Regions from separate parts of the Mus musculus genome. Here all the other regions are linked to region 1. Evidence: chromatin loops called from intact Hi-C (ENCODE). Cell type or tissue: heart. All regions are shown on one strand. Region 1 overlaps Gm34026 (a long non-coding RNA gene). Region 2 overlaps Smpd3 (sphingomyelin phosphodiesterase 3, neutral). Region 3 holds the start of Slc7a6os (solute carrier family 7, member 6 opposite strand). Region 4 holds the start of Smpd3 (sphingomyelin phosphodiesterase 3, neutral). Region 5 overlaps Smpd3 (sphingomyelin phosphodiesterase 3, neutral). Region 6 overlaps Smpd3 (sphingomyelin phosphodiesterase 3, neutral). Region 7 overlaps Prmt7 (protein arginine N-methyltransferase 7).

What was found. A loop is a pair of places that touch in the nucleus more often than their neighbours do. Peaks named below come from ENCODE experiments on the same cell type or tissue, not always from the same donor. Only the 100,000 strongest peaks of a DNase experiment are listed, where the experiment ranks them.
Region 2: a loop joins it to region 1, with 6 times the contacts of the local background. A loop is called at or near these places in 2 of 42 quality-filtered maps.
Region 3: it touches region 1 in a loop (3-fold over the local background); 13 of 42 quality-filtered maps call a loop at or near these places.
Region 4: it touches region 1 in a loop (5-fold over the local background); 19 of 42 quality-filtered maps call a loop at or near these places.
Region 5: a loop joins it to region 1, with 3 times the contacts of the local background. A loop is called at or near these places in 16 of 42 quality-filtered maps.
Region 6: it touches region 1 in a loop (2.7-fold over the local background); 2 of 42 quality-filtered maps call a loop at or near these places.
Region 7: it touches region 1 in a loop (3-fold over the local background); 13 of 42 quality-filtered maps call a loop at or near these places.

The regions. Positions count from the first base shown.
Region 1 is chr8:106,401,041-106,405,040 of GRCm38, forward strand. It overlaps Gm34026 (a long non-coding RNA gene), which reads left to right. Exons shown (of 3, transcript XR_387995.2): 2 at 602-697. Among named protein-coding and RNA genes, the nearest start is that of Gm34026, 3.0 kb to the left of the region's middle. In heart, a CTCF peak has its summit at 2,442 (motif pointing left); DNase peaks (open chromatin) are centred at 2,421 and 3,971; H3K27ac peaks cover 609 bases.
Region 2 is chr8:106,300,910-106,304,909 of GRCm38, forward strand. All of the region lies in intron 1 of Smpd3 (sphingomyelin phosphodiesterase 3, neutral), which reads right to left. The region is part of intron 1 of 4930506A18Rik (RIKEN cDNA 4930506A18 gene); the gene reads left to right. Among named protein-coding and RNA genes, the nearest start is that of 4930506A18Rik, 21 kb to the left of the region's middle. In heart, no CTCF peak of the experiment used is centred here; no DNase peak of the experiment used is centred here; H3K27ac peaks cover 479 bases.
Region 3 is chr8:106,209,103-106,213,102 of GRCm38, forward strand. It overlaps Slc7a6os (solute carrier family 7, member 6 opposite strand), which reads right to left and starts at 1,831. Exons shown (of 5, transcript NM_001007567.2): 1 at 1,617-1,831; 2 at 1,263-1,529. The coding sequence starts at 1,811. Prmt7 (protein arginine N-methyltransferase 7) reads left to right here and starts at 1,952. Exons shown (of 18, transcript NM_145404.1): 1 at 1,952-1,980; 2 at 3,274-3,469. The coding sequence starts at 3,375. In heart, a CTCF peak has its summit at 1,826; a DNase peak (open chromatin) is centred at 1,839; H3K4me3 peaks cover 2,739 bases; H3K27ac peaks cover 1,972 bases.
Region 4 is chr8:106,336,235-106,340,234 of GRCm38, forward strand. It overlaps Smpd3 (sphingomyelin phosphodiesterase 3, neutral), which reads right to left and starts at 1,731. Exons shown (of 9, transcript NM_021491.4): 1 at 1,578-1,731. In heart, a CTCF peak has its summit at 1,624; DNase peaks (open chromatin) are centred at 457, 1,887 and 2,757; H3K4me3 peaks cover 2,543 bases; H3K27ac peaks cover 913 bases; H3K27me3 peaks cover 1,437 bases.
Region 5 is chr8:106,260,439-106,264,438 of GRCm38, forward strand. The region is part of intron 3 of Smpd3 (sphingomyelin phosphodiesterase 3, neutral); the gene reads right to left. Among named protein-coding and RNA genes, the nearest start is that of 4930506A18Rik, 20 kb to the right of the region's middle. In heart, no CTCF peak of the experiment used is centred here; a DNase peak (open chromatin) is centred at 2,133; H3K27ac peaks cover 349 bases.
Region 6 is chr8:106,309,717-106,313,716 of GRCm38, forward strand. The region is part of intron 1 of Smpd3 (sphingomyelin phosphodiesterase 3, neutral); the gene reads right to left. The region is part of intron 1 of 4930506A18Rik (RIKEN cDNA 4930506A18 gene); the gene reads left to right. Among named protein-coding and RNA genes, the nearest start is that of Smpd3, 26 kb to the right of the region's middle. In heart, a CTCF peak has its summit at 2,460 (motif pointing left); no DNase peak of the experiment used is centred here.
Region 7 is chr8:106,225,332-106,229,331 of GRCm38, forward strand. Prmt7 (protein arginine N-methyltransferase 7) reads left to right here. Exons shown (of 18, transcript NM_145404.1): 5 at 1,880-1,988. Among named protein-coding and RNA genes, the nearest start is that of Prmt7, 16 kb to the left of the region's middle. In heart, a CTCF peak has its summit at 1,514 (motif pointing left); no DNase peak of the experiment used is centred here.

The DNA of each region.
Region 1 (4,000 bases):
TGGTCTATGTGTATCTGTGTGTCTGTATGTATGTGTGTGTGTCTGTGGGGGGATCTGTGTGATCTGTGAGTGTGTGTATCTGTGTGTGGTGTGTGTGTGTCTCTCTCTCTCTCTCTCCCTGTGTGGTCTGTGTGTATCTGTGTGTCTCTCTGTGCTTGGTCTGTGTATGTGTGTGTGTGTGTCTGTGTGATCTCTGAGTATACATGTGTGTCTGTGTGCGGTATGTGTTTGTGTGTGTGTTGTGTTCAGTTGTTTTCCACCTTCTGTTTTTGTTTCTACCTTATTTTTTGAGGCAGGTCTCTCAGTGAATCTAGAGCTCATCCATTCAGCGAGACTACCTGGCCAGCAGTCCCCAGGGGTCCTCATGGTTCTATGTCCCCAGTGAGGACTTGATTTTTATGTGGGTTGGAGAAGACTAAACTCAGTTCCCCATGTGTGTGTTCATAACCCACACCAGCTCTTCCTGCCCTATGGCCAGTGGGGCTGAACACTTTTCCGGACTTTTCACGCCCAGGGAAAACAGAAGAGAACTTACATTCAGCAGGGGAAGGAGCTATAATGAGCCAGAGAGAGCCCTCCGCCCTATCTCTTTTGCCCACAGATCCCATGGACCCACACCCTAAGTGACAAAGGGGCACCGGAACTCTGAGAATCAGTTCTGAGGTTGTGAACATTGGACACAGATAATTATCCAGCTGTGAGTAATCTGAATGGTTCTCAGGGCTATTTCTGCATAATTATAAATATTTGAGGATATTAAACTCCCAGGTTACACATCGAGGCTATTATTTGAGCTTCGGTGGGCTGCTGAGTGGAAAATGCAAACATCTTCCCATTCCTCCCTCCTCAGGCACTTACAATACGTTGTGGGATTCAACAGAAAAAACCCTAGCACCACAACAACCTGGAAACCAAGTCCGTTGCTAATATTTCTAAATAGCTTAAAAAAAAAAAAAGGAATGTGATCACTCTAGTTAATTGTGGTGGGTTTGCAATGCATTTTTTCTTCGAGGTTTAGGAAAGCAATTACCATCAAACAACCTACTTGTGCCTCCATTGTGATAAAATGTTCCCCTCTAATGGGATCCGCACGCCACACAGTGGGTCTTTATAGCACTCAATGCTTCCAGAAGTGTTCGCATGAGGGGGCTCCTTGGCGTGCAGTCAGAGTTGTGACTAGCTCTCAGAACCTGTCACGGCACAGGATTCCTAATGGGAGACAGATCCTTCTGAACAGAAGCTGGTAAGTAGAGTGCCATGGAGAGACACGCCACCCTACCTCTGCCTGGTGGTCCATGAGATGCTTAGAGGGAGAGGCCAGCCTCCGGCCCTTATCAGCTCATCCTGTCTTTGTACCTACTGACATCTCCTATTGCCCAACTCCCTCCAATCCTGGAAAACAGAGGGTCTCTGTCAGACATCCTCTGTGTCCCCTGCCATCTCCTATGCCAAAGCTGTCTCCTGCTTGACCACAGCTTCCACACAGTCTCCTAGGGGTGACTCGCCATTCTCCATCCCCCTTTCCCATTATCTCTGGAAGCCATTGTTCTGTGCTTTAGAACGTCGTGCACACATCTCTGGAGCTTCTTACATGCTATTCTCTCTTGGTAGTCCTTAATTCTGGGCCTTTGCTTGCCTCTGCTCCCATCAAAGACCTGCCTTTGAGCCACCCTGGTCACAATTCGCTCCTCTCTCTGCCACATTGAGACTTGACCTGGTAGAGTCATGGCCACTACAGTGCACTACAGTGACATTCCTACCACACCAAATCTCTGGGCTACAGCTCAGTATGTCGTGGTTCCTTCCTTTTGTTTGTTTGGGGTTTTGGGGTTGTTGTTGGTTTTTTTTTTTTTTTTTTTTTTTTTGGTTTTTTATTTGTTTGTTTGTTTGTTTGTTTAATTTGGGACTCCATGTCTACCGATATGTTTCCCTCTCAGTGTGTCCCGTCTTCCACTCTTCACTTACAATGTTTCCGTCTGAAGTCTGCACCCCACTCCACCCCCAACTAGCTGGCCCAATGGGAGTTTTGACGCCAGCTTTCTCTGTCCACTAACATCAGACCCCAGTTGCTAGCGTCTCTATTTACCACATCATTCCCCACAGGGGTCCCCCTAGCACGCACTCTTGCTCCAGGCTAGTAAGACAAGAGGGAAAAAGCTTACCCAGACAATCTAGCATCGTTTTTTTGTTTTGTTTTTTTGTTTTTTTCTGGAAACCCAAGGTCTCAAACCAAGGTGGGACAAAGCAGTACACCTCATACAAACGTCTAGCAGCCCCATGCCTGGTTTCTTTTTCACTCAGTATGCTTAGGTCGGTAAAGGTGCAGAACAGGATGTAGAGCCCAGTCAGTCCAGGCTAGCCAGGTGGATCCAGAATTCTCTGCCCAGAGCCCACAGGCTGCCACAACGCAGACAGAATGGGCCCTGGGCGCCCCCTAGAGACTATGAGGACCATAGCCACTAAGAGAGCCACCTTGACTTGAGAGGGCTCTAGCATTAATTCCTGCCGTGTAACTAGAAAAATGACCTCCATAAAAATGGGCAAGGACAGAGCAGAAATGTTTGACATGAAATACAAATGCCCAATAAAACTTCAAGCTGATGTTTTCAAAGGCAGGATCTGTCGCAAGCCCTCACAAGCAACAACTCCTTTTAATCTCACAGCACTCATAGGGAGGGGTCGATCCTTCTGAGCCGACAGATAATAAAGGGAGACACCCACGGGCTAAATGACCAGTTCGTGGCCACAGAGCAAGCATCAGAGTCGGTATGTGATCTGGCAGTGAGAACTAGAGTCTAGAGCCTTATCTGAGGCAACTCTCGATATATTAAAAACAAAAATGAAGTGTAAATTAAAACCATTCATTTAATAAACTGAGGGAATCCAGTAAGGATGGTTTCATCCTCCACATAGCCTTGGGTCAAGCAGGATTCTGGACACCCTTATACCTGTTCCTTTCCCACAGCCATCCAAAGGCTTGCTATCTTGAAAGCTCTTGAAGGAGCCTAAAATTTGAGTGTGTTGGCCCTGAGTCAGGCAGCCTGGCCTCAATTTAAGGCAGGGGTTTTCAATCTTCTTAATGTTTTGAGACCCTTTAGTGCAGTTCTTCATGTTGTAGAAGACTCCCCCACACCATAAAAATTATTTGTTGCTACTTTATTTTTAAGATATATATATAATATATAATGTATATGAGTACACTGTAGCTGTCTTTAAGACACTCCAGAAGAGTGCATTGGATCCCATTACAGATGTTGTGAGCCACCACGTGGTTGCTGGGAATTGAACTCGGGACCTCTAGAAGAGCAATCAGTGCTCTTAACCACTGAGCCATCTTTGCAGCCCTCGTTGCTACTTTTTAACTGTAATTTTACCAGTGTTATGAGTTGTAACACGAATATCCATGTTTTCCAATGGTCTTAGGCAACCCCTGTAAAAGGGTTGTTGGACCTCAAAGGAGTCACGATCCACAGGTTGAGAACCGCTGAGCTAAGCTGTGTTATCTTTCCTTTACTCCAAAGACAAAAACAAGGGGAGAGAAAGGTCAACGGGAGGTGGCTCCAGGAAGGTGAGCCTGATTCGTCCCCAGCACGGGCCACCCTTCAAAGGCCATCCCCTACCCTCACGATTTTGGTCTCATCAGGTTCCTTTGAGACTTAGATAACTCACTGTCTGGAAACAGATGATCATAGGGTTCTCCGGTGTTTAGTGCTGACGGGTGTCTGTTGAGTCTGTGTTCTGCTTGGGGTCCTCCGTGTCCTGCTTAGGCTACCTCAATCAAGAGTGTGCATGTTTGTCGGATGAGCCTAAACTAGGGAGGTCAGCCAGGGTGAGGGCTATTGGGGCCAGCGGATTATACCCCTTAATCCTAGAACCCCAAGATATTCCCCCCTCTCTCTCTTTCTCTCTCAGGCAACAATCCTTTGTCATCCCCCTGGACTTCTTCCTGTCAGGAAGTTTCTGCTTCTTTCCACTCAGCAAGCTGCTAAGTAAACACCTT
Region 2 (4,000 bases), 100 kb before region 1:
GGCTCAGCATAATTGGGCATCTGCCACTGGCATCTACAGATGTCTGCCTTTATCAGACATTGATGTGTTTCAGGGTTTTCACGGAGAGCCCTGTAAAAAGCTCAAGCTGGTTGTGACGCTTATTGTTCATTTTATTTGAGTTCCTTATCATGTGCAAAATGTTCCAGGCACCATTAGGAGACACAAAAGACTCTGAAAACACAGTTTCAGGGGGCGGAAGCTCACTGTAGTGTGGAGGAGAGACACGGCCATGGACATTTACAAACATTTGCTGAACACAATCAGCTGGTAGGAATGAAAGTTGCTCTCAGCAAATCCCCAAGGCACTGGGGGTAGGGTGTGGAGGCTGCAGACTTAATGCTTGCTGGGGGAATCTTCTAAAATTGGATGGGTGTTTCAGGCTGTTTCTACATTAATGTCTTTAGATTACTACCCAGACAGAAGTGGAGAGCAGAAATAGGGCAGGAGCTTGACCAGGAGAATATTAAAGGGGACTAGCATCTTGCTTGAGGCAAACATTTGAGGCCTCCATCTGGGCACATTATAATTATTGCTTAACCATAAATGTAGCTTGGCGATGTGCATTGATTTCTCTATAGATTGCCTAAGGGCATTTAGGGAAAACCCAACATTGGCAACAAGAGCTGTCCTCATCAATTTACAAAACTCATGTCTGAGAGAGACAACATCACAGAAGGGCAGCAAGCCTGCTCGTGCCCATAAATTAAAGTAATCTTCTTTGGAAAAGGATAATTTACGTGATCAATAATCTCTTTTAAAAGATTACTTGGAGTCTTTAAAGAGACTTCATTTATTCTCTTCCCTTCCTCAAAGCTGGATTAGTAGAAGCGTGTAACAAGAGATGTGGCAGTGAGAGTATTAAGCTAGAAGTACTCTCTGAAGGGAAAGGAGATAGAAGTTTCTAAACAGCATGGCTTTTTTTTTTTTTTTTTTTTTTTTTTAAGAAAAGGTCTACATGGCCCCAATTGTCCCAGAACTCGATATCTAAACCAGGGTGGCATCAAACTTAAAGAGACCTACTGCCTCTTCCTTCTGAGTGCTGAGATTAAAGGCATGTGCTACCACAACAGGCCTAATGGCCATTGAAAACAATAACAACAACAACAACAACAACAACAACAACTAAAACCTGACTAGGGCCTTATGCAGCTAGGCAAGTGCTCTACACGCAGCTAGAACTCCAGCCCCACAATGCCAGTCTTAAGAAGTTCTAAATTTATCCTTGAGATTCATGGAACTCAAAGCAAAAAGAGAAACATAACCAATTACAAAGCTCCAGAGACTAACATGGACAATATGTGTTAGTTCAAGAATATCAGTTTATTTGTGAATTTATAAAAAAAAATGAGGCAGCAGTAACTTGAGGGAAGTTGGAGGAAAGATCTAAAAAGTTTTTTTTTTTAAGATTTATTTATTTATTATATGTAAGCACACTGTAGCTGTCTTCAGACACTCCAGAAGAGGGCGTCAGATCTTGTTACAGATGGTTGTGAGCCACCATGTGGTTGCTGGGATTTGAACTTCAGACCTTTGGAAGAGCAGTCAGGTGCTCTTACCCACTGAGCCATCTCACCAGCCCCAAAAGTTTTTTTTAGAAAAGACTGATTTTGAAATTTTTTTGTAGTGGCAGAAAAAGCCATAGTGAAGATAGACACATTTACTATCTGAGTGGACATGGGCAGCTTTAGATTAATCAGTTTATTGCCGAATGACTGAATCACTTGGGATGGTGATTGACACAAAGCCACTGACCTGGGTCTCAGCATTCAAAGCATCTGGTCTACCCTAAGGTAGAGGCTGTGCAGACAGCACAGGTCTGTTAGACTCAGTGCACCTAAAGAATTCAACTATGTCTGTCTCCCAAAGCTTGAGAGCTCCAGCGAGGGAAGAAGATCACTCCTATCATGTCTTGGGTATGGGCCTGGACTCAATTAATATTGAATAATGGTTATATTGGGTATAGTCAGGACTCAATTAATATTGAATAATGACGTCTTACAAACTAGAGGCAGAAATAGTATCCACAATACAATAAACAGCAGTTTTACCTTAGTAGGGACTTACTGGACCTTGTCAGTAGGAGCCAGGCAGTTATGAAGTGCCTAGTAAGTAGGATGTGATGTACTTGGACTACAAAAGACCTATCATGGGCTGGAGAGATGGCTCAGAGGTTAAGAGTGGTGACCGTTCTTCCAGAGGTCCTGAAGTCCCAGCAATGACATGGTGGCTCACAACCATCTGTAATGGGATCTGATGCCCTCTTCTGGTGTGTCTGAAGATAGCTACAGTGTACTCATATACATTAAATAAATAATATTAAAAAAAAAAGACCTATCATGGCTCTGTTCAGGTAGCTAAGCCCAGGCTTACAAGTGCCTTGAAAAGGCAGAGGGGAAGGAAGGCTCAGAGACAGTGCTGACTTGTTCCTAGCTGTCTCCCTGTACACTTGAAGGGTAGGACCTCACAAGCATGATAGAGGAAAAGGGAAAGATTGGAGAAGGTCAGGGAAAGAAAAGGACCAAACTAGTGTTGATGAAGACACAGGACTTGAACCTGAGCAGGAGCAAATAATGGCGACAATAATCAAACATGAGAGGCACAAGCAGTGAGGGACCAACAGCCAGTGTGTTGAGCATTCTGTCGAGCCAGGTCCCTAAAGCAAGCCATATATATATAATTTTTTTTCGAGACAGGGTTTCTCTGTATAGCCCTGGCTGTCCTGGAACTCACTTTGTAGACCAGGCTGGCCTTGAACTCAGAAATCTACTTGCCTCTGCCTCCCAAGTGCTGGGATTACAGGCGTGTGCCACCAACGCCTGGCGCAAGCCTTATATTTATCATCATATTTTATTCCCACAAATAAAGCTCCTGACTTGCTCTGGTGGCACCAAGAGGAAGTAGCTATGGTACTCTGGGGATCCTAAGACAGTTGGTTGGCTATCAAAAGTGCTGAGGGCTAGGAGGAGGCCTCAGTTGAAGGAACAATCAGATCATTGGGACAGAGGAGAGACTGGGCTGGGATAGTTGGGAGGGCAGTGGAAAGGTGTGTGATATACTGAGCTTGTGACACACTGAGTTTGAGAAGACAACAATCGCCTGGAAATGTGGGCCTGGATCTAGAGAGCTGAGGCAGGATGTCAGAGAGGAATGCACTAGGAGATGCATGGCCTGGGGGGGGCTGGTGTTGCTGAAAAGATAAACTAACCAAGATGGAGCTTATGGAAGGGCCTGAAATTAGAACCAGGGAATGACAGGACAGAGACATGCTGAAAAGAATACAGGACAGGAGGCCATGGAGGCAGAGGCTCTGGGCTCGGCAGATTAGGGTGAGCCTGGCTCTTCCCTGGGAAAAGAATAAGGAGGAAAAGGCATAGAGCACAGATTAGGAGAAATGAGTGGGTGGTGAGGACTGTCAAGGCTCTTCAGTATCAGCCTGTTAGCTGAGAGTCCCCACTGTCCAATAACCAGCACCAGTCTACAGTGCCATTCCTGATTGCCAGCTATGATCCTTGAGTGGCAGGGAGGAAACCCAAAGTCAGCCAGCAGTCCTGGTGTCCCACAGATGACCCAGTCTCATATCACCAAACATAGCAAAGGTCGGGATGAGGAAATCCCACAGACACCCAGCCACGTGTAGCTCCCCGAACAGCTCTGTGAGACTAGGAAGGAGTAATCTGAAAGCATCCTCCAGCTCTAAGTTGGCTGCCACAGCACCGCTAATTCCCACAGGCTGGTTTGTAAAGAGTGGTCTTGTGCACTCTGCCTGCATGAGTTAATACGCAGCGGCTATGATACAACTTTTTCCCTGGTTTCCATTAAACAAGACAAAACAAGACAAAACACAAAACAACCCGCAAACCCAAAAGAAAAGCCACAAAGCAAATGGCTCTGCAAATCTCGTGGGCAAGGTCACAGTGAGATTAGACCCCAGAGTCTGTGATTCTCACATTTTTGTAGTAAGGATTCTGGTGTCAATAAG
Region 3 (4,000 bases), 190 kb before region 1:
GCCTGGTCTACAGAGTGAGCTCCATCTGTACAGCTACAGTGTACTTACATACATAAAATAAATAAGGCTTTTTTTTTTAAAGGTTCAACAGGAGTGAGTATAGACATACAAAATCTAATAAAAACTATTACTTTGAATAGCCAATGCTTGCTAATAAAAACTTTCTGAAAAAAAAAACAAAATGGCGATAAAAGTATCTAATTCATAGTATTTGTGAAGATTAAGAAAAGGAAAATACCACATTAGGAATCTAGCTCAGAGGAAGAACACTTGCCGCAAGTTCCCTTTGTAGTGACAAGTCTGGAATTTTGGTTTCTTTAAAGAACACAGAAACAGTTTATTTTTTTTTTTGTTTTAATCCCAGGTGTGGGGATGTGGGGCTGCTTTGAGCTGTCTAAAGCAGCTGACTATGATTTGCCTCATGCCCTAGCAGAAGTGGTTTTTGTCAGCTGTAGATAGTTTCTGTGACATTTGGAATTCTGGGAACTTCTCAGAGGGTATATATAAATGCTAGAGCCCCGTCTTCAGGGAGGTTGGAGGCAAATTGTTAGTAGTCTGACCATACACTGCACCAAAACCTCCAAAATTGTGAGCTAAAACTCCTTCCATATTTACCTCATTTTTCGTAGCAATGACAGTTTAACATCATCTCTAAATACTGTATATCTTTTAAATAGCCAAATCCACTTTCAAAAGGCCTACATCAATTCTGTTTATTTATTTTGATACACGTTCTCACTGTGTAGCTCTGCCTGGCCTTGAAAGAAGAGATCTATTGATCCATGCCTCTTGAGTATTAAAGGCCTGATCAATCACACACAAAGTTTTTGTTTTTTGCTTTTTGTTTTTTTTTTTTTTGGAGACAAGGTCTCACTATGTAGTCCTTTTTGGGCTGGAACTCAGAGATCCACATGGTACTGCCTCCCAAATGCTGGGAGGGAAGGTGTGTATTACGACACAAGCAAAAGAGAAAGAAAGAAAACCAATCCTAAGGGGCGTGGGTTGCACATGCTTACTTATAATCCCAGCACTGGAGCGACGGAGGCAGAACTGCTGTGTGTCAGAGGTCTGCTTGGGCTCCATAGCCCGTACTATGTCAACCAGAGCTACACAGCAAAACTATCTCAACAGAACAAAAACAACAACAGAAATCAGGTAAAATGAGGTCAACTCTTAGAGATGGATCATCCATTCTTAAGCTTACAGTGTGTATGCTCTTCATTACTGCCTTTGGGAGCAGAGCAGACATATACAGTACTCACTTTGCGGCAGTCGGTGGCAGCAGCCTCTGGGTTTTCCTCCTCGTGGACCAGGTCCAACAACTGGAAGCCCGCATCCCCGACAGCTTCTGACCCACACTGAGGCTCCAAACTGTTCGAGGTTCCCGAGGATCGGTGGCTGGAGACCACCCTGTAGCGGCCCTCTTTACGGACCTCGCGCACCGAGGCACGAAGATCGCGGCGGATACGCAGCTGGCTGCTCCGGGACGGGCGCAAGGCAGCCCGCACAAGCTGCTGGATTGGCTCCTCCTGAGGGGCGTCGGGAAAAGAGATGACTGCGACACGGGCAGCGTTCAAAGATCGCTCCCACAAAGAGTCCATTCACCCTTCTCATACCTGGGATCGCACGGTGGCAACCAACTGGAAGACATTTCTCTCCGCCGCCGCCGCCTCCTGGCCCTCTGGCGTCTCCCGAGCCGCCGACTCGACCTCGCTGCTCCGGGGGCGTTTACAGGCCAGCACGAGCGCCTCGGCGGGCTCCGCGTTGCGCTTCCGCTTCACGCGCAACACCGCAGTCCTGCCGGCCTCCATAGCGGCGATCGCGGAGTACTGTGGGAAGGCGCGGGGCGCGACGGGATGTCCATCCAGTTCAGCGGGCGGGGCCTCACGGAACGTCACGCTACGCCTCGACGCCCCACCCACAGTGGGAGAGGCAAAATGGCCGCGGGAGTGGCGGCGAGTGGATCGCTTCCCACAGCGGGTGAGCTGTTGGGCTTGCTGGGGAGGTTGGGCCGTGGCTGGGCCTGGGTGCAGTCGGTCTTCCGGCCTCATTTTTAGGGCTCTGGCGTTGGGGATATTTGGGTTTCCGGTGTACTTATCTTCCGGGCTGCTCCAGAGTCCACGTGGAGTGGTTCAAGCACCCTGAGCAGGTCTGCCGCAGCGGTCCGCGTGGGTGACTGTCCTTTCTCAGACTGTCGCCGGGCGCAGGACTTGTGTCAGAAGCCTCGCCCCAGTCACTCACACCGGGCGGGACCTCAGTTGTATGCAGCGCCCCTAACCCAGCCGGGAACGGTTCGGTCCCGGGACCGTTCGGGCGGTTTTGCTTCGGGATGGCTTTCTCAGTTCGTATTCTGAGCAGTTTGGGAACCATTCAGTTCACGACACTCACCCGGAGAAGCGCCAGACGTTTGTGTGCCCGAGGTGGACATGCTTTTGATTAAAACACTGGAGTGGCCCTCAGTGCATTTTTAAGTGTGTTCTTAGTGAAACCCTAGCGACATCACAGATAAGCAAGTGTCCTTAATCTGTTGCGGAATAACCACTTCTGCGCTTTTACTGTATAATGTTAGCTCATTGCTCGGCTTACCCTGCCTTCTCACTTGCCTTCACTTGAAGGCTGGACCCCGATGGACTTGTGGGGCCTTTTTAATTATGTAGGAATTTCTGAAAAGTGGCGAAACTTCCAAACAGCCCTATATATTTACTGTAGGCCCCCCCTCACCCCCAAATTTTTCTTCAGACAGGAATCTCATTGTGCAGCCCTGACAGGCATGGAACTCATAGAGATGGTCCTGCCTCTGCTTTTCTAGTGCTAGAATCAAAGACATGCAACGACACGTTGTTCTGTTTTGTTCTTGTTTTATGACAAGGTCTCACAGCATTGCCCAGGATGGCATCAAACTTTAGATCCTTCTGCCTCAGTTTCCTACGTGCTGAGATTTTAGACATGAGCTACCACAACTGGCTTTTATTATAGTTTTTGATGGTATATCCTATATAAAAAATGAAAATTACTCTTGTCAGAAATATCAAAATACTGGTTAATTTTCTTTTGAGATGGGCTGTCACTATGTAGTTCTTGCTGGCCTAGAACTTACTATGAAGACCATGTTGACTTTGAACTTACACAGAGATCTGCCTGTCTCTGCCTTCCAGACCTGAGATTGAAGGTCGATGTTATCATTAATAAAGAATTGTAAGTAACTTTGACATTTTTGTCTGTTTCTTTATTTTTTTTTTCTCTTTGTTTTCTTGTCCTTTCTCTCCATCCTAGGCATTATAATTGATTAGGTTTCTGATATCAAGATATCTTCCTAAGAAGTAAATTAACAAGCCTCACGTTTCTGTGCAAACACTGAGGAGCCAGTTGGCACCATGAAGGTCTTCTGTGGCCGTGCCAATCCTACCACGGGATCCCTGGAGTGGCTGGAGGAGGATGAACACTATGATTACCACCAGGAGATTGCCAGGTACCCAGGGCTGCTGCTCAGCTGGCTGCAGGGGTGCAGGGCTCCTCCATGTCAATTTAGGTTTGAAGAAGATTGTGGAGATTGTTTTTCTGAGCAGTTGAGGTCTCTGTTAGGAGAAGAGAGCACCTGCTGAGAGCAGTGTGGGAAGTGGGTTGGAGAGAGGACAGGGAGTCCTCTGTCCTAACGTAGAAGCAAGCAGTGGAGGTGAGAGAGGCAGAGCAGCTTGGAGGAGCAGGAAGGAGTTTGGTAACCCACTGAATGCAGCAAGAGGGGAAAGTTCAAGAAGCACCAAGATTCCTCCCGGCGAGATGACCGGGTGGATGGGATGCCCACCCGAGAGGAGGAGGTGTTAAGGTTTGGACACTTCCTGTGATGCTAGAGGTCGACAGAAGCACGAGTTGTGGAGACACAGAGTTTGCGGGCGGAGCTCGGTAAAGGTGAGGTTGAGAGAAGTTGCTGCATCCCAGTGAGAGAGGAGATGGAGATGGAGATGGAGCGTAAGAGGATCAGCCGAGGAGACTGAGGAGAGCC
Region 4 (4,000 bases), 65 kb before region 1:
GGCACACGCGTGAATACTGGAGCATGGACAGACACATTCATCCAGTCACATTTTCACTCACGCTCTGCCCCACACACCACTATCAATAAAAATCACATCTAGCCACAAAACCAAATTTGTCCTAATATAGCTGATAGGGCATGAGGTTGAATGGGTTTAGTCAGCATGCTTCTTCAGATCCCCTCAACTGCAAGGTAGAGTCCCTGGTCATCCCTGTCCTCGTGGTCACAAGTCCTGCCTCTAGTAACCATCAATCCCATCGCATTCTTGGGGCAGGACTGGCAGTGGGGTTGGAAGGTGGGGACAGAGAAGAGTGTATGGCACAGGACCCAGCACAGCACAGCCACCTCCTCCCTCGGGATTTTCCATCCCGGCTCGCGCGGGCCCGCGAGGAGCGAGCGCGCTTTGTCTCTCTCGCTCTCTCTTCTCCTAGCACGTTTCCGTGGAAGCTACCCGTGCCGCGCCCGAAGCCCCCCTTCCTCAGCCGCGCCCCTCGCGCAGTCCAGCCCTGCACGCCTGCCAGTGCCGCCACCGCCGCTTTGTCCTCCCGTGGATGCCTGGGCAGAGCGCGAAAGCCGGGCACCTGAGAGCAACCCCTGCTCGCAGGGTACCAGATCTCGGCGTCCAGATCTGGAGCGCGCTCGGCATGCAGCGGAGCATCCCTCCAGGATCCGCGAACGCGGAGGAGCTGCGGGTTGCTGGAGAGGGAGACCACTGGGTCCTTTCCCTCAGGTGCCCATCTAGACTCTTAGCCGTGGTGCTGGAGCTCTAATTCCCGGGGTGTGGCGGAGCAAGAGAGATGATCTCCACTCTCTACTGCCTGGGACCTGGATCTAGGTGGAGAGGGCCTGGGAAATAAGATCCAGGTAGGGAGGGGTACCTCAGACTCTCACTTCTACCCACCTCCCACACCCAGGCTATTCAGACCTTAGGTGCGGCTCCATCACAGAAGACCCAAGCATCCATCAGTGCTTGGAGCAGGGTGGGGAGGAGTCCTGCAGCCCTTCACTTTCTCCATTCCCAAAAACAAATATCCCACAAAGAACCCAACTGTGAGCAAGTCATAAGGGGAGAGCCTGGATGTAAAGGAGGGCAAAGGGAAGGGTCTCCCTAACAACTCGAAACCTAGGAGAGTCTAAGAGGAGGGGAGGTGTCTCATCAGTCACATCCCAATCCCTGTTTGCAGCCTGTTTGCAGCCTCGAGCTGGGGTGTTGTAAGGAAGGGTCCCTCTATCTCCAAACCTCTCATCCCAGAACAGTCCCTCCATCCTCAACAACCCAAGCAGCCTTGACTTTAGGCGCAGGAAAAGGGAGACTCCAAGCCTTTTTCACGCTCTCCTACGAGAGACCAGAGAGGGTCTTCCAGCCCTTCATCCCTTACACTCAAGAAGCTCTTTCACCATACGACAAAACCCAGCCGAGGTTGCTCCGACCTCAGGCCCTGGGCCACGAAGAGGCCCGCAGTCAGTCCCTCCAGCTCCACGGACAGATGGTGTTAAGTGCGGCGAGGACACGTCCCATCAACTCCCCAGGCCCCCCTCTCCTCAATAAAACAAAAGCAAGTCCTTAGCACCCACCTCAGGTGGCGCACAGGAGGGCGCTCGGTGCGGGGCAGCGCACGCGGCGCCTCCCAGCTCCTCGCGACCGGGGCTTCCTAGAGACGGCTCTCGCGGCGGCGATGGTTACAGCGACCGCGGCTCTGGCATCCGGAGCCTCCCTCGGACTCAGCACCTGGAGCGGCGAACAGCTCCGCGCCTCATTCCGCTGACCCCGCCTCCCGCGAGCTGCTCTGGCCAATGGAGACGCAGGATCCGCCCAGGAGGTTGCCTATTGGGAGGTTCCGGTCCCTCCGTTGGGACCTCGCCCCCAGAGACCGCCCAAGTGTTTGCTCTGCCTGCTGGAACATGTAGTCTCTTAGGGCTGTGGAGTGGGCTCGTGCCGCGGGCTTGTAAACAAATGGACTACATTTCCCAGAGTGCATTGAGGAGCCCTAGGCGCGGAGGAGGGTGGGAGGACTGTTTCCATAGCAAACTCAGCCCCTTGGGGAATGGGGGATGGGGAAGTGGGGCAGGCCTTGGGACCCTTGCAAGACCACATGTGATCTGTGGTTAGCGTCTTGGAAGACGGATTCGGTTATCTTTTTCTCTCTGTTTCTACTTGAGGACCCTGGGCCTCAGTTTCCCTGTCTAGGAAGAAAGGTAACGAGACGGCCTCGCTGCAACACTCGGTGGAGCCAATCGAGAGCGAGACGCTTTGGTTCCTCCCCACCAGAGATAAAGGATACTGGAGGAGACCTTCACACCTCAATCTGAACTTTTATATTTTTTCCTTAATTCTGACACTGAAGGTTTGTTTGTTTTTTTTGTTTTGTTTTGTTTTTTTGTTTTTTTTTTTTTGTTTTTTTTCTTCTGGCCACATTCCTTGCGCCACTAGGACCTTTCCTTCTTGTCCCCACATTTTTGCAGTCTCTCCTTCAGTACTTTCTGGTAGAGTGAGCTGCTTCTGCCTAAAACCTTTCACAGGCTTCCTCGGGCCTCTGGGATCAAATCCACTTTTCACAGCAAAGCTGGAAAGTCCCTTGAGAATTGGACTCCACTCTCGTTTGCATCGTTCTGAACTTTGGAAACTGGCAAGCCTTGAGTACTGATTTTTCTCTCTTCCTCTGATCCCCTCCATCATGCCGTCCTCCAACTCCTCAACATCCTTTAAGCCCCAGTTTAAATGTTGCCTTGATGTGTGACGACTTCCTTGATGTTCTGCCGAGTGTTGCACATCTTCTGTGTCTGTCAGCCTCTACTTCCCCTATTTGATTTGCATGTTTACACACCCAGCTTCCTCATGAAACTAAACTTATAAAGCAGAGGCAAGTCCTGTATTATTCATATTTATAGTTCCGTGTCTACAACCTCTGACATACAGGAGGCACTCAACAAATGCTGAGATTTACCTATAGTTATTGAAAATGAACAGCGGTTTATCTGATTTCAGCATACACCTTCAAAAAATGTTTATTTTCTAAGGTGTTTCCCACTCCTAAAGATGTTCACTAGAAGGATGCTACTGGTTGAAAAAAAAAAGTTTAAATGCCATTCATACTTTTAGGATTGGTTGGGATTTTGTCTGAATGTCCCAGGGTCTTTCTACTACTGTGGTTCTAGAGAAATATATTTGTGCCTGCTATTCCTGTCAATTCCCCCACTAAATGTCACCAGTTCCTCTATTTTAGCTGTTGGCCCTACTTTCTATGTCTAAATGCCTGCCTCCCACTCCCTTTCTGGGAAGATCTTCTCTCACCTGTCAGTCATGAAATAAGATGCTGGCTGGCCTTTAAACCTTCTGCTCAGCATCATAGGACTCCACAGTGATTTCCTGCCTTGCTAGGTAGCATTTTTTCCTCCTGAATCCCCAGGAAAGATTCTGATACTGACTAGATGTCTCATTAATTCCATCCATAGTTTGTTTGTCATCGTCCTAGAAGTTTAGGGTGTATGAAAACACAACCATTCTGGAAAGAATGCCTTCATGTGCATAGTTGATTCACACTGGGAAAGGAAGTAACTGGAAAGACTACTATTCCAAACAGAGCCTGAAAGAAAGGAAGCCTGCTATCCCGGTACAGAACAAAGGCTAGGGCAGAGGATGAATAAAATGTTAGTTCTTCCCTAACAGGACCTCGAGTAAGCCTCGCAGAGGGGCTTTGATCTTGGCTAAATCATGGAGGAAGGCCACTGGGGCTGACTTAATAGACACAGCCTCATTACTAAGGATGAGTTACTCATTACTGCCAGGAGCACAGGGAAATGGGATGTGTTGAAGCTCAGTATCCAAGTCTGTGGATACAGTGAGAGCAAAGGCTGTTGGGAGAACAGAACTATGCCATACAGTGGACATCCACAGAAGCCTAGCGAAGAAACCCACCAAAAGCCGGAGGTGAAGCCCTTGGAGGTCAGTTGAGCCCTTTGAAAGTATCGCTAGGGCAGGAAATTAGATTGACAGAGCA
Region 5 (4,000 bases), 140 kb before region 1:
TCCCTCCCCTCAGTTTTCAGCAGAAGCCAAAATTGGAGTTGCCTAATGTGGATGCTGGGGTTTCTAACTCTGGTTCTTATGATGGAGCAGTCTATGCTCTCAACCATGGAGCCGTCTACTCTCAGTGACTCTCTCCTTCCTTTTCTGACCACACTCTCAACCTGACCTCCTATTGCCCCTCCAGTTTGAATTCAAAGCCACAACCCACTGGAGGAGCCTTGGACAGCCTCCTGCTAGCTTGTCTTTAAGCCCCATCTGGCTGTATGGTTCGTCGCTTCATGAATTCTATGGGACAGGGTCTTCTGCAGTCTCTCTGTCTTAGGCCAGAGTTCTGGCCTGTGTCCCCTCGTTCTGGGCCCCTGACATGGGCTGGACCCTTCTGCTTCCACAGTAGCACCTTCCTGCCTCCACTTCTCCAAACCTGACCCCTTCTTTACTAGGGCAGAGTTACATTGGTTGGGCCTGGCTCAGCAAGCAGGTGACTTAGGCAGGCCATCTCTATCTAATTCTGGCTTCATAGAAATAGGGATTTTAATTGTATGTCCCAAAGACAATGCAGCTGCGCCCCCATGTGTGTAACCCAGCACAAGAATGAGCACTTGTCAGTGCTGTAGCCCAGAGGGAAGAAAACACCACCGAGGCCTCCCTCAGGGCCCCTTCTCACTAGCTGCTGGAGGCTACTCCTCACGGACCGTTGTGGGCACCTGTCCTCAGAATCTATATCAATAATTTATATTTCTATGTGAGCACCAGCTGCCCTCCCCAGACTTCATTAATCCATTCCAATTGGATTTCCTGTGTTGATGAAGCCTCAGACCCAGGCACTTCCCAGGGAGGTGGACCACAGAAGCCAAGCTTCATTCTCAGTGGCAAAGGACAAACACAATGGTGGCTCTCAGTCAGCCTTCTGCTGCTGCTGCTGCTGCTGCTGCTGCTGCTGCTGCTGCTGCTGCTGCTGCTGCTGCTGCTGCTGAGATTGAGTGGGTCTTCTTCCTATCTGCCTCTCTCAGCTCTGCCCCCTGGATTTCTCCAACTCCACGTTCCTCCCCAGCATGCATTGCACGCCAGTCTTCCTCCAGGCCGATGGGTGAATGTCTGGATATTTGATAACAGGCTCTCTTGCTGAACTTAGGTTGTTTCTAACTCACATGTTTAGTTCTTGCCCATATACCAGCCCCATAGTGCAGCCATCTCACAACAGCTCTGGGAATCAGTCCTGTAAAGTTATGGACAACTGATGTATAAAAGCACGTTTGAGAATGCGGTACTCAAAGCAGAACATGACACGGCCCCATGTGTTGCTGAGGCAGTAGCTAAGCTTTCTTCCATTGTATTCTTCAGCCATGGACACTTAAGCTTAGCACTTCTTATATATTTAGTGTGTGCCATTTCATGGATGGGCACATTAAGGCTCACAGCACTCAGACGGGCACACATTAGACCTGTTAGCCTCCGGATGCTGCTCTTTGCTGCTTTCTGGGCTGCTGGTGTCTTTGTCAAGATCAGCCACCCGTTTGTCAGACTTTCCCTTAGTATCACTTGCCCTGTGCTGACAAAGGACAGGACAAAGGCATCGCTGCTGGCCCTGCAGCAGAGAAGAATCCACCTGGGATGAAGACGCCATGGCAGCAAGGCCATAGCTGCCTCTCACATATCCTGCCTCCCTCGTACCTGCCTCCCTCGTAACAGGTGTGTGATCTCTGTAGTATCCAGTTTATTATTTGCTGGGACTCAGGGATTCCAAACATAGTGTCCCCAGGACCTGTACAGTCATGTGTGTGTTTCTCTTACAAAAACACAAAGTCACACCGAGAGGCTCTGCCCTTTAGTTCTGACGGCACAGAACGTTGATTAAAAAGGTGCTCAGAATTAGCTGTGCAGAGTGGAGGCCAAAGGGAAGCCAGCCCTTCCTTCATGGGGATGTCCAGGTTTTCAAGGGCTCGGTGAAATAAACTGGGAGAATGTGACCCAGTGAGGGCCGTGGTAGAGGAAGGGACGAACTGCTGGCTGCATCCTCCCAGAGTCCCTGGCTCCTCTCCAGATGGGCCTGACCCTCTTCTGTGGAAGAACAGTCTCACCCAGCAGGGCCCAGCTCTACTCCCAAAGGCAGCATCTAGCCAGACAAGTGCCTGAAACATACCCGAGCACAGAGTCAAGCACCTCCCACAAAGTGAGGACTGGCTTGTGCTTGACAAGACTAAGAGCGGCAGAGCAGGGGATGTGGGGGCCCCTCTGGGTGACCCAGGAAGGGTGGAGCATGGGCTGTGGGAAATGGAAGAAACTGAAGGGGGTAAGAGGAGTCAGACTTAGGAGGAGGCCTCACTGGAAGAGGTCAGCCACGTTCACAGTGGGCAAGTGCAGAGGAGTACAGGGCTAAGACGGGCAAGTGGGAAGCAGAGGCATTGGAAAGTAAAATGAAAAATCTGGGATGGCCGGGCAGGCACAAGGTGCACGCAGCCAGAATGACTTCTTCAGGCTTCAGTGTAGAAGAGCCAGGGTGAGGACAGCAGGGCAGATACTGAGCTTGCCTCGGGAGTAAGATGTCAAGAATCATCCAGAAACGGAGTCTGTAGCGCCACATTCCCTTGGGGGGGTGGGGGGGGCAGGGTTGATAATAAGGGACCCTGAGAAGTAAAGAGAGCTGGTTGCATGCTTATCCCAACCTTCAGCTATTCAAAAACGTGTTAGCCCCATCATGGTGTTAAAAGATGTTGCAAATCAAGTTTGATATGAAAACCATACTAGCCAGCTTTAAAAAGGTTCGGAATGGCATGGATCAACATATCTGCCAACTAATTTGAAACCCACGAGGTAAAGAGAGAAAAAAAGAATAATGACAGAGCCACAGAGGAGAAGCCAGCCCAAGAAGTTAAACTGTTTGAGGGTACCGGATGGAGGAGGAAGGAGAGGAGGGGCCATGTGGATTGTTCTGCAATGCAGTAGTCTCTGGACATTGCCAGGCTCACAACCATCTGTATCGCCAGGGGTGAGAGGACATATCTTTCCACTCTGAACTTGATGACATATCCCCTCCCTTCCCAGAAGGCCATGCTGGGTACCAAGACAGAAACACATCTTCAAATACAACACAAATGAACCCTATGTCAGAACAGGAAGGCTGAACTGTGTGTCAGACAACCTGCATCTCTGTGGCTGGCGAGCTGGGAACCCTAACTCTGGTACAGTCATGCAAGAGGCCTCGGGCAGCCCAGGGTGAGACATCTGAGTGTGTGCCTTCGTTCTAGCAGGCTCAGTAGAGCCAGTGAACACTTATCCCATCAGCCACTGATCCAGCATTTTCCTGCACAGACTGGAGCTGAGAATGAGAGAGACCTGTCCTGGGCCATAGTCAGGGTCCCCTACCAAGCAGCCCCTCAGGCAAGTCTCCCCAGCAGAAGAGCTGCTGCCCCTGGGGCAGAGAGCCCCATCTGCATCAGACCGCCAAATGATGCTTCAGAAAGCTCTAGATTCACTTAACGGTGGCTTTTAGATAGAGAACAAAAAGTCGACACAGTATTTCAGGCTGTGTGGAAGATAATGTGTAATGACCAAATTACCATGGTCTAAAACCTCCTCCAACTGCATCCGAATTAGCAGAAATAATTACGGTTCACTTTAATTAGGGACTATGAAGTGAAGCCAGGGGCTGGTGGGCAGAGAGCCTGGCATGGCAGCTGCTGACACCCAGAAGTGGGGACTGTCCTGGCCATTGAAGCCTCAGTGGGTGGGTGTGGTCTTTGGCCTGGAGATCTAAGAGCCCATATGCTGGCCTGCACTCTGGTCTGCTCTGGGCTCTGCCCTTTGGCTTGTCTCCTCTTCCACCACAGTTACCACCACCACCACCACCACCACCGTGGTCACCATTATTCAGGACAAGAAACTCTTACTCCTATCTGGGCCTCAGCACAGGTCGCTCCCACTCTACAGATGAGTAGAAATGACTCAGATCTGAGATACTGGCCCAGACCGCTGAGCCTGAGCCCGTGTGGTAGGGCTGGGG
Region 6 (4,000 bases), 91 kb before region 1:
TCTTTAGCTTGTCTTCCTCATTTTGTCTTTTTGTGTCTTGCTGTGTCTCACATCTCCCTCTTTACCCCAAATGCCATGTGGAACAAAGTAAGGTATAAACAAACACATACAGTCGTGTGTTGTCAGACAGACATGTTTGCTTGGCAAGAGTTAGGGACATCTGTCAAGACACAGCTACTCCAGATCAGTTGATTCAGCCTGGTGTGTGTGTGTGTGTCCGTCCATGGGATTGTTTTGAAGTTCAATATAATTTTGAACGTATCAAGTAATCAACAAATGGTAGGCATTCACAATTGTTTATAAGTCGTGTTCTCAAGAGTCTGCCCTACCAGGTAGGATGCTCTCCCTTCTTCCTCTCTTGTGCTCCCAGTCAGCTAAGACACTTTCATGGCCTGTTTGCTTTCACTTTCTCTTATGAGAAAGATGTTCAGACACTGCAGCAGAAAAAAGCCACTGGTAATGCTTGCTGGCCATGATTTGAGCTTGGACACGTTCAAAATACCAATAGGGGAGCCAGACACTTGTACTAGTCCAAGATACTTGGTAGGATGAGGTCTAAGAAATTGATGATCAATTTGCCTGGAAGAAACCTAAACTCTATGTAATCGGAGCTTTCATAGACTGAGAAGAGGGTTGTACATGAGAGATGGATGGTGAATAATTTGACTAAGTCAAATGCAGTCGATGCAAATCTAGGCCTTTGAATGCTTTAAATATAACCCACTGATATAAAAAGCATTGCGCTAAATTTTTTAAAGCTGAGATCTTTCCTAGGGTGAGAGACTCACTTTTTTGATAGAGACATGCTACCCATAAGGCAAGCAGAGAAGGCATAGAACAACAGGAGATCACATTCCCCTATAGGCAACTGCGAGTTTCATGCATTTTATAGTCTACAACAGCAGCCCATGTGCCTGCTACACATTACCTCATGAGCCATCTCAGAACCATAGTAGCAGCTTGGGAAGGCTATTTCAAAGGGCAGGTGGTTCCAGAGGGGTTTTCTTCTGTTTATTTTGAAAGTCAATCTGCTTCTGGCTCTCTCCACTTGTGTCTCAGATAAGACTGAACCATAGTCTTTAATTTATACAAAGATGGGTTTAAAACTGGATTCCCTTTTATTTGCTTGCTTGCTTGCTTGAGATAGGGATTTAATGTGTAGTGCAAGCTGGCCTTGAACTTTCATCTCCCCACCAGCCTCCTAAGCACTGAGACTGCTGATGTGTGCTGCCATGCCTAGCTTCTTTGTCTTTTGAGGGCTGGGTCCAGAGCAGAGAACCAGCCCAATGTTGGGTCTAGAATGAGTTTGCTGATTGCACCTTTCTTGTGTAGAGAGAAGAATGGTGGGAGTGCAGAATGTTGAAGATGAGGTCAAAGGCAGGATGAAGTAGAGGTACCTGAACATCATGGAGAGGGGGTAGCATGTGCGCAAGTCTGAGACCTCTGGGGCCTCTGTATAGGTGAGAGAAACAAAGAACTGGTATGTGGTTGGGGGGATAAAAAAAAGTATGTGTCTGGGTCACTTTGTTCTGCCTAACCTCCCTAACTCCTCTGGGGGTAGTTTAGGATAGAATGGGTCAGGTAGGTGTTGGACGAAACTAATCAGATCTTTTATGGCTACCAATGAGATAAGGGGTGACTCAAGGTTGACATCTCTTGAATTAGTGTCCTGATGCAGATACTAGTTGAAGCTTTGGGATACAGATAGAGACAGGGATCAGACTGAAAATTTGGGTTGGGCCTCAGGCCTTGTTTTGTGGGGAATCATCCAGTTCAGGAAACTGAGAAATGTCTGAGTAGCTAGGTTAACAGGTAACTCCTTGTCTCCCAGATGTGGGGGTACTGTCCCTCTTAAGCATAAGTAGAGGGGAGGGACGTGATGGTACCACATCTCAATATCTTTTCTTATCTTTTAAAAATATATTTATTATTTATTTATTTTATGTATGTGAGTACACTGTTGCTGTCTTCAGACACACCAGAAGAGGGCATCAGATCCCATTACAGATGATTGTGAGCCACCATGTGGTTGCTGGGAATTGAACTCAGGACTTTTGGAAGAGCAGTCAGTGCTCTTAACCACTGAGCCATCTCTCCAGCCCCTTATCTTTCCACATCTACTGGTAGCTTTTCTCTAGTTACCTACAGTTTCCTTGAAACCACCATAATTTTGATGAGTGAGAAACTTTTAGGCCCTTCTCCATCCCTGACCCTAAGCCCAGTATCTTTATTTCATGTAATGAAGGCCGTGATAATGGCAATTGTAACGAAGCATGATTGTTAAAATGGGTGACAGTACTAATAAAGGCAGCAGAGAGTGGACAGAAAAGGAGACTGGAAGCAATAAAGCACCTATAGTTTTTGCAGAGGATCCAAGTTTGGTTCCCAACACCTATGTCAGGTTTCAAAACAACCTGTAACTCCAGTTCTAAGGGCTCTGACTCCCTCTTCTGGCCTTTGCAGGGAACTGCACTCATAGGCACATACCCACAAGACAAACACACAGGGGCATAATTAAAAGCAAAAATAAATCTAAAAGTAGCTAAGTATTGGAATATAGTTAGAAAACTATTTGACTCAGGTCAGTGTATATACCTGCTATTGCTATTATTATTGTTATGCTTGACATTGATGTTATTTCTGTAATTGTTCTTACTGCTGATATCATTACTACTGCTAGCATTTGTGTTACTCGGATATCTCACGCGCTGTTACATTATGATCTGAATATGAAATACTCCCCCACAGGCTTTATGTGTTGAATATCTGGTTCCAAACTGGTGGCACTGTCTTGGGAGGCTCTAGAACCTTTAGGAGGTAGGTGTTGGTTGGAGAAAATAGGTTCTGGTGGCCTGTCTCAGAAGGTGATACCCGGTCTTCAGTTCTGTGCTTGGGCCATGAAGTGGAGGACCCCGCCCCCCCAAACCTTATTCCTGCCACTGAGGAGTTCTACCTAAGCACATGGAGCCAACCAATTTAGGGAACCCTCTAAAGCCATGAGCCCAAATAAATAATTATTTCCTTCAATTATGCTGTGTTATTTTGGTCACAGCAATGCAAGGATAACACAGGCATCAAGGCCATTTCATCTGAACGTCATTTTAATCTCATAACCCAGCCCAGGAATAGGTGCCTACTGTCACTTTCCTCTCAAGATGGGGAAACTGGGCTCAGGAGGGACGTGCCTTAAGATATACTGAGCCTGCTGCTGAGTCTGTATGCTTGTCCACTTGGCCTACCTGGAAAGGCCTCACGACTACCTAACAGTCCCTCCACTACCCATGCACAGCGGGGATGGAAGGTCTACCTAATGCATGGCCGATAAGGACCAGGTGAGTTAAGTGGCTTCCAGAAGGGCCTGCCTCCTCTGAGCTAAGCTGCTCTCCAGCCAGCTGATCAGAACTGTCCTTCCAAATCACAGTTTAACCATTCATTGTTCTGAGCATGGAGGCAGCTCGCCCCTAGTACACCCTGACTTGGTGCTGCCACAGTGATTAATAAGGATTTTCTGTGTTCATGTGAAACCTCTCAGTCAAGACCTCAAAGTGCTTTGCAGGCATTAATTAAGCTTTGTGGTGGTGACTCAGTTAGGTGGTAGCCCGAGGCTTACTCTATAAGTCTTCGGCGGGTGCAAAAAGAGAGCAAATCACTCCCCCAGCAAACCATGGCTTTCTGACCTGTCAGATCCAGTTGGCATTTCCATTCCTGGCCATGATCATTTGCAGAGTAGACTTACTTCCTGTCTTTCACTCGTACAGTAACCAGTTTTCAGAAGCCATTTCCTATCTGAGTTACAACTGTGCCAACACCTAACTGGTGCCCAGTGCTGGCCCAATTGCACTTTGGGGGCTGACATAGTGCCAGGCCTGTGCCCATTAGCATGTTTAGGCCAAATGCATCCATTCACAGGGGTCACTGGTGTCATCCCATCCCTGGAACACTATCTGCACCTGCCCCCATTCTTCCCTCATCCTTAGATCCGCCCTCTCTCATCTTCTGC
Region 7 (4,000 bases), 180 kb before region 1:
CAGTCCTGGACCTAGTCCATGGTCAGGATTCAGGGTGGATCTGTTCACCCAATTAAGAAAAATCCCTCACAGGCCTGTTCACAGGCCAGTCTAATGCAGACATGCCCTTCTCAAGCAACGCTGTATTGTGCCAAGTGACAATCAAAATTAGTACCACGCCCACCTTTAATCCCAGCACTCGGGAGGCAGAGGCAGGAGGATTTCTGAGTTCGAGGCCAGCCTGGTCTACAGAGTGAGTTCCAGGACAGCCAGGGCTATACAGAGAAACCCTGTCTCAAAAAACCAACCAACCAACCAAACAAACAAACAAAAACACCAAAACCAAAAAAAAAAAAAAAAAAAAAAAACCCCAAAATAGTGCCACACACTTGAGGTGCACTGTCTTTCCAACCCCATGAGGTCTTGAGCAGGGCTGAGGAGAGGCTGTGGTGACTGAGGTTTAGGGAAGGGCAGCAGCAGGAGGAGGAAGATGCTGAGCTTGTGACCATTTTAGAGGCTCAGACGAAGTGATTGAGAACAGGGTTAGAGGCCAGAGACCACGTGTGGAAAAAACTACATTTTAGAAATGATTGTTTCCCCCCAGCTGAGTACATACAGTCTTCACACACACACATATAAATATAAATATATACATACACACAGATACACACACAACTTTTTTCAGTAGTAGAAAAACCAAAATCGGGGCTGGAGCGATGGCTCAGCAGTTAGGAGCACTGACTGCTCTTCCAAGAGGTCCTGAGTTCAATTCCCAGCAACCACATGGTGGCTCACAACCATCTGTAATGGGATCTGATACACTCTTCTGGTGTGTCAGACATAGGATGCTCATATATACATTAAATAAATAAATATTTAAAAAAGAAAGAAAGAAAAAACAAAATAATTTTCATGGTAGAAAATACAGAAAACAATTTAGAAAGAAAAAGAAAATATCCTGTTATTTGTTTCTACTTTGTATTTCTGGGAGTTTCTGTGTTTTTATGGTTAGAGCTGTGAGATCCAGACGAGGCAGGTTCAAAAGTCAGGATTTAGGGGCTAGAGAAGGGCTCAGGGGCTCATGACTTCTGGAGGAAAAGCTTGGTGCTTCCCTGTGGGTTGTGTTTGTATGTTTGCTTTACACACTAGGGTCTTATGTAGCCCAGCCTGGCCTCAAACTTACTATGTAGCTAGGCTGGCCTTGAACTCCTACTCCTCCTACCTACACTTCCCAAGTGCTGAGATTACAGGCATGGTTCACCATTCCCAGCCTCCAGTAGGATTCGATTTGGCAGATGAGGAAGGAAAGTTCAGACTTGCTGGAGAGGATCATGTGGGTTACAAAACGGTGCGGCTGGGAGAGTAAAGGGGTTTACGTTGTAGAGGGTCCCACGTGCCATAGGGAATACAGGCCGTGCTTTGGGACTGGCTCAATTCTGAACATAACACACTAACACAAAGCATGCATCCCTAGGTTTGTCGGAGGGCTCTGTTCTTACTGTCTTTACCATGGCAGCGACACCTACTGCCCTTACTAGGTAGTGCAAGATCCCTTCCTTTCCACGTAGCTGGCATGAAATGGGATTTGAACTTTTATCTTTTTGTTCAGGTGGAAAGTATTGAGTCAGTTTCACTCTGTAGCTCAGGCTTGTCTCTAACTCATCATAATTTTCCTGCCTTACCCTCTTGAATTCTGGGATAGCAGACACAGTAGCTGGTTGGACTTCATCCTTTTGTGGTCATTTTCATGACCCATTTGGAGAATAAAACACTTTTAGCATCAAATTATGAGACCAGAGTCAGATACTATCTTGCTAGCTTGTTGTAAGGTTTTGGTTTTAAGTAGCACGTTGCTCATTTTCCCTCCCTGTCTTCTCCTGCTCCTTTTTCCGATGTATAGGTTTTTAAGCCTATGGCTGAGGCTGCTGTGAAGATTGTGGAGAGGAATGGCTTCAGTGATAAGATTAAAGTCATTAACAAGCACTCCACTGAGGTGACAGTCGGACCAGGTGAGCGCCCGCCGGAGCTCCTGTGTGGGAAGCTCTGTGTGAACAGCAGAAGTCAGCCACACACAAGAAAGCTGCTTTTGCTTTAAGCATGTTGGAATTCTTGGGTAGCCCAACTTTTGTGAAACTTGAGGTAGCAAGAAAAGTCTTTGTAGTCAGGAGTTTGAAACTTAGAAAATTCCACATGTTCCTTGAAAGCTGTCGAGCATAGCCAAGCTGTGTGGGGAAGTCCCGGGACAGGCTGTGGTCTTCATGGCCATTGCCAGCTCTCAAGATGCAGTGTTTTAGGATTGAAGGATCTATTTAAAGTCAGTATTTTATTTTAAGTTCACTTTGTCAAGACCATCAGGATCTAATACAGTACAGGCTAGCCTTGAGTTTGCTCTGTAGTTGAGGTTGGCCTTGGTCCTCCTGAGAACTGTAGGCATGTGTATTATCACACCTGATTTTGTTTTGTTTTGTTTTTCTCATTAAAAAAACAATTACTCTGGGAGTAGGGATGTAGCCAGTGGAACAGTGGCTTGGTTGCATAAGGCCCCGGCTGTGATTATGGTAAGACCCTAAAATACAAGTAATTGAAGCTAGGGATGGGTAAGCTCAACCATTTTGGAAGCTGAGGCAGGAGGAAGATCCTGGGTTTCAAGTCAGCTTGGACTATGTAGAAGATCTTTTTAAAAACCAACCCAAATGTAGAGCTGGAGAGAGGGTTCAGGGTTCAAGAGCACTGTTTGCTCCTTTAGAGGACTTAGGCTCAATTCTTAGCACCACATGGTAGCTCACAACCATCCATAACTCTGGTACCAGGGTATTGCATGCCTTCTGACATTAGTGGGCACAAAGCATACACACGTTGTGCAGACATACATGCAGGCAAAACACACAAAAATGAAATCAGTAAGTTCAACTAATTAAAAAGTTTCTGTGGTGTGTGTGTGTGTGTGTGTGTGTGTGTGTGTGTGTGGTATGTGTTCAGTTTAGGCTTCCTCAAATAAATTCCTGACTATGAAAATTCTTTTGAAGGTCTTGAGTGCTGGGATTACATGTGCTGCCACGCTGGACCCATTATCTCAGTGTAAATTAATATGACAAGGATACTTCAACGAATATATTTACTTAAGAATATAGTATAGAGCCTGGTATTGTGATATTTGAATAGATATGGCCCCCGTAGATTCATGTGTTTGAATGATTGTTTTTTGAGACAAGGTCTCACTATGTAGCCTTGACTGGTCTGGAACTCATAATTGTAGATGATGGCTGGTCTCAAACTCACAGAGACCCACACAGTTCTGAATGGTCAGTGCTGGGGTTAAAGGTTGCACACTATGCCTGGCTGAACAAAGTCACAGTCAAGCCACCACTGAGAAGCAAGCCCCTCACGTGAGTCTATTGTATGTGCTGTTCTCTTCTGAAACGTCACTCTGTCTGTCTCTCTCAACACTCCTTAAATCTATAGTAAAGCTTAGTAAATTCTCACCTTTTTTTCTCCTTTCCCCAGTGTCTGAGTATGGTGTGTATAGTATGGTGTGTATAAGCGAGGTGTGTGTGTGTGTATACGCGCAGGTGCACTCGTGTGTATATTCAGAGACCAGAGAGGAACTTCAGATGTCTTCTTGCATTGGTCTCCAACTTTTTTATAAAATAAAATAAATAAATAAATTGAGATATGACCTACTTAAGTAGCTCTGCTGACTGGAGTTCGCTCTCTAACCAAGGCCATCTTTGAACTCACAGATACACTGCTTCTGCTTCCAGAGTACTGGGACTACAGGGGAGTGAGGACCACCATGCCTGGCCGCCCGCCACCCTATCTTTTGAAATGCTCTCTCACTGGACCTTGCTTGCTCTTTCAGCTGGACTGGTTGTCTAATGAGCACCTGTGATTCCTGTCTCTGTCTTCCTGATGCTGGAAGGACATGCTAGCTTTACACGGCCATAGGGATTTGAACTCAGGTCTTCTTGCTTTCACAGCAAGGGCTTTTACTCACTGTCTAGCTTGCTTTCCTTTTGCTGTG